Linked DNA regions of Mus musculus: region 1 is linked to region 2. The links are chromatin loops, found by intact Hi-C in ENCODE. Cell type or tissue: left cerebral cortex. All regions are shown on one strand.

Region 1 (2,500 bases), 86 kb before region 2:
TCATGTCGGTTTGAGGGATTCAGCTGCTTATGCCAAAGGATCAATGATCAGAAAGAGGATAAGCAGCCCCCCTTTCTCTCCCCAACTGGCCGAAACTCATCACCACGCAGATCAGAATGGTTGCCAACTTACAGAGCTCTGCTTGCCACTGCCCCCAGCATGCTGGGATTAGCATTCTGTGCGCTCTCTTGATAGGCCATCCTTTGTTTTGGTTTGGTTTGGTTTGCTTGCTTGTTTTTGGAGACAAGGTTATTCTGTGTAGCCTTAGCTACCCTGGAATTGACTCTGTAGGCTAGACTGGCCTCAAACTCACTCAAACTCAAGATTTACTTGCCTCTGTCTCCGGAGTGCTGAGATTAAAGGTGTGCGCCACCCCTGGCCTAGCTCCTTAATTTTTTTTTTTTTTTTTTTTGAGGCAGGGTTTCTCTGTATAGCTCTGGCTGGCCTCGAACTCACTTTGTAGACCAGGCTGGCCTCGAACTCAGAAATCTGCCTGCCTCTGCCTCCCGAGTGCTGGGACTAAAGGTGTGCGCCACCACGCCCGGCCTTAAATTTTTTTTTAAATTACATTTTAACTATGCATTGGACAGTTTGTGGAAGTCAGCTCGGTCCTTCCCCCATGTGGTTCTTGGGCATCTAAATCAGGTCATCAGACTTGGTGGCAGGTACTTTTTACCTTCTGAGCCATCTTGCTGGGCCAGATGCTGGTTTTTGTTAGTGTGTTTGTTTGACTCATCTCAATTTGCCAAATGTTTTTTTTTCCTCCACAAACATCATGTCATTTAATTTGATTATCAAAAATATCTATCATTGGACCTTCAATAAACCTAAAATTCCTAGGTGATTTATCCAGGCTTCACAGACACTGAGTGCTAGGACTGAGCCTGAATTCTAAATCAAACTGAGACCTATATGACTGTCCAATTTATACAGGTTGAGTTTGGCTTTGAGATCGGACAGCATTAAAAGGAGATGGAATATCTTATCAGAGGCAATATGATGGAGATCTTAAAGGGAAAGAGGCTTTCTTTCAAAACTTGGAGAGGGGCTTCATTAAGAGAGATGGCCTAAAGTAAAGCGATAACCTACAGGAAAAGAAACCCCGCTGCCGCTGGAACATGAGGGTGGGATGTCCAGAAGAGAAAAGGACTTTAGAACAACTCCTGCACAAAAAAACCCGGCACATTCTGGCTTTTATAAGTTTTTTTTGACATTATCACTGATGAGGTGGGACCTCTCAGGGATAAAGTTATTTTCACTCGCTCATACTTCCTTAAAGTAAGCCAAATAAACCCATTGTTCCACCAACTTGCATAGAATGGTTGCTTTGGCCTGTCATTAGTGCCACATCTAGAGTGAATAAATGTCTGCTTATTCATGTCTCCCCAGGAAAAGGAGCACAGCACTGGTTCTGTGTGCCATGACATAGTGAGTTTTCTCTTGGCTGTTTATGATTGAGGCAGTAATTTCAACAAACGAAAGATGATACAGGAGAGAGTGGGTGAGCACAGACTCACCGGCTGCTTTTCTCTCTCTCCCAGGGGTTGATAAGAAAGTATGCTCTGCTTCTCGAAGTCCCTCCCCCTCATAGCTACAAGGTAAGTTTATATAGTACTATCTAGTGCCTGTCTCCGTGCAGGCATGTAGGCCAGCCCAAGCTAGATCACATGGTATGAAGGCTTAACTCTTTGAATCCCATTTGCTCTCCAGGTTTAAAGAGAAGGCTCTCTCTTCCTTCCTGTTAGGGCTCCTGGTGGCCATCTTGCTATTTATCTCCTCAGCTGAACCATCTCTTTCCCAGCTTTGGAGCATCATCTCCTAACAAAGGTCTTCCTGAAGGGTGATCTCATTTTAGCTCCTTCCCAGGAGCTCGCTACTGTTTTACATTATAAAATGCTTAGAAAAAAAAAGCCATAGTTACCGGAATGGGGAGTTTCCAGAAAGGAGCCAAATCTACACAGAACATTCTACAAAGGCTACTTGAATTTCAGTGACTGCAGAAGGGGTTGGAATGTTGCAGATTGAGAGCCAAATTATTTTGAGCTAAATTTTATTAATAGCCATTCGTTGCCTACCTCTATGTCTGACCTGAAATCTTTGTGACTACTGGGTAAATCTTTCTGGGGTGTATTTCATTTAGCAGACTCCTAGATTCCACAAGCCCCAAAGTTAAACATGCCATCAGAAAGCGGGGGGGGGGGGCTATAGCAGAGGTTTCCCCCACTTTGCTGGAACCTATCAACCTGGCATTTTCATTAATGCATTTGAAAAAAATGATTTGATTTATGACCCTCTTTGTTCTTTGTCATAAAGCTCTAGGGAACTGCTACTACATTGGAACATGATGTTTGAGGTACCTGAAATCTGTCTTCCTAGGACATGATCACTCCATTTATTCTCTTTGAGATGAGAGCTGTTATTATTATTATTATTATTACTAAATGTTATATCATTACCTTTGTGCTTCAGTTTGGAATTTAGCTCTTTTCTTTGGACGTAG
Region 2 (2,500 bases):
AACCGAAGTAAGACCTAGAGAGGGGTATGGATTAAGCTTGGTCGGTCAGAAAGGGAACAAGGATTATATTAGGGACAATGCCCACGGGAGAAAATATAGACAATGTTAGGCAATGCTGGAGTGGAAGTGTGTGAAGGACAGAAGGGAGGAAGGTTGCTTGGAGCATCCTAGAATACAACCAAGAAGGGTGGCAGAGTGGCCTGAGTATTTTGGTCTCAGAGTCCACCGTCAGAAGAAAAGTAATTTCTCTTAACAGTGGATCTCTTAAATCATGTCCCAACTCAATCAGCAGCAGGAAAAGTGACTTGGGTGTACACATTTTGATAGATTGCAGAGACAGCCACCAGGCCCCTGGGTTACTAATGTTTTCTATAGCTAGAGGTGTCTAAGATACATCCAGATGATGGTCATAGGCCAGGCCAGACATTTTTCTTATGCCTTTTTGCTTAGGAATCACCCATTTCCATTTGAGATCACATTCAGAGTTGATGTACAAGTCAGTCCGTCTCAAGACTGAGGAGATGGCTTAATTGGCCAAATAGGCGCTTCTTGGGCATGAGGACTGGATTTTGGATCCCTAGCACCCATTTGAAAAGCTGGGCATGCCTGGAAGGCCAGCCCGAAGGAGGAGGAATGATGATTCCTAGAGCTTGCTGGCAGCCTGTCTCGATGCATAGGTGAACTTCAGGTCCAGTGAGAGGCCCTGGCTCAAAAAACAAAAACATTAAGGTGGATGTATTTTGTGGCCCTTACTTTTGCAGGGGAGAGAAAAGGGAAGGGAGAGAGGGAGGGAAGGAGAGAGACACAGACAGAGACAGAGAGACAGAGTGCAAAACATCAGTACATTAGGTATTGATAATATCCAGCAGAAACCGAGAGAGGAAATGCACAGATGGAGTTCTAAGCTGGGAGAGTTCAGGGCAACAGATGGAGATAACACCATCAAATGGGGTGCTCACTGCATGGAGCAAACAATCACCTGGAGAGTTTGAGGCAGTCAGCTGATGCTGCTGACGGAGCTTTTGCTTCATGGATGAACTTCCGGGTTTCATTTTCCACTGAAGGCACGTTTGGACTGTGGGATAAGCCACGGGAATGCCTGTTGGACACAGTTGCCTTTTAGCTAGTCTCAAGGACACTGTTTTCCTTCAGGCGGTTTTGCTGTTCTCTTCCTGAAACCATTTAGGAGTTCAGAGCAGGTTCATTCTCTGCTACTTAATGAGCGAAAAGGCAGGAAAAGTTTGCGAGGCAAGCAAACCCAACGTTTATTCAAGGAGATCAATTTGACTAGAGTTTAAAAGAAAACCACAGGGCAGGGAAGCTGTAAATCTCAGCAGCCAACTTGGAGGAGGAGAACAAAGAGGAGAAGGGAAAGTGCCATGCAGTTTGGGTTAGGCCTGCATGGAGGTCAGCCTCAGGGTGAACCAGCAGCCACTTGGCAGGGAGGGAAGCTTTAGAGAAAGAGTGAAAAAAAGCAGACTTAGCTCAGACTTAGGCTCTGGGCAGCCTGGAAAAGAGAGACACACAGAGAGACAGAGAGAGACACAGAGAGAAATAGTTACGACCCACCTGAACATCCGGGCGGATCATAAGGACTGTGATGGGGGAGGAAATTCTGGGAAGTAAAAGTTCATTGTCTCATTAAAGCCGTAATTATTGCACTTATCTCTTCCTCGAGGCTTACGGAGCCTGCCTTTCTGAGGGGCGTTTCCGTAATCAGGTGATTTATTGTCCTCACTGGATTAAGTTGTTTCTATTTCCACTCAAGTCAGACATTTCATTTTCTTGACCAAAAGGAACCAGTTTTTCCCTTAACTGGTCTTTATTGTTTCTGTATCATTCTCTCCCTATCAGAAAGTGGGCTGGGGGCGGGGGGGGGGGGCGGCGGCACGGGACTCAGCCCTAGACCTTGGATGAAATATGGCTTAAGTATGGCGAAAGGCCAGGGCCAAACAAAAACCAAAACCAACCCTCCCCCAACCAACCAACCAAAGATGGTGATGCTGTGACAAGCTAATGATGGAATGCTGAAACTGGATTGCAGTCCAAGGCTGCAAATGTGTATGAGGAAAATAGCAGACCCAGTGGGGAGGGGAAATCCCTCATCTCTGTTCATTGTCTTCGGAGTCTATTCAAGGATTGAGAACTGGGGCAGAGCTGTGCTGCTCCCACAAAATCTGGCCCAGTTCTTCTGAATGAGAACGCTGCATTTGCATACATTTGGCCTAGAGTTTGTCTACTATTTCATGCTTTGTTCTCATTTGTCTTAGAAGTGGATTTAGAAAGTCAAGTGCATTCAAGGGAGCGGATGGCAAAATCCACCTGTGAAATGAACCCTGGGAGAGATGGAATTGTTGCTTGCATATGAACTGTCAGGCTTGTCCCCACACAGCTTCCTGGCTGTCTGTAACAGTGACTCTCAGGAGCCACTTACGAAATGCCACCAGCTTCTTAGCCCTCAGAATTTCCACCAAAGTTTCAACACACAGCCTTTATCTTC

Evidence for each region. Peaks named below come from ENCODE experiments on the same cell type or tissue, not always from the same donor. Only the 100,000 strongest peaks of a DNase experiment are listed, where the experiment ranks them.
Region 1: a loop joins it to region 2, with 2.6 times the contacts of the local background. A loop is called at or near these places in 1 of 42 quality-filtered maps.

The regions. Positions count from the first base shown.
Region 1 is chrX:166,533,744-166,536,243 of GRCm38, forward strand. Egfl6 (EGF-like-domain, multiple 6) reads right to left here. Exons shown (of 12, transcript NM_019397.3): 9 at 2,457-2,500. Among named protein-coding and RNA genes, the nearest start is that of Tceanc, 25 kb to the left of the region's middle. In left cerebral cortex, no CTCF peak of the experiment used is centred here; no DNase peak of the experiment used is centred here.
Region 2 is chrX:166,619,684-166,622,183 of GRCm38, forward strand. No RefSeq gene overlaps it. Among named protein-coding and RNA genes, the nearest start is that of Egfl6, 35 kb to the left of the region's middle. In left cerebral cortex, no CTCF peak of the experiment used is centred here; DNase peaks (open chromatin) are centred at 1,417 and 2,143; H3K27ac peaks cover 659 bases.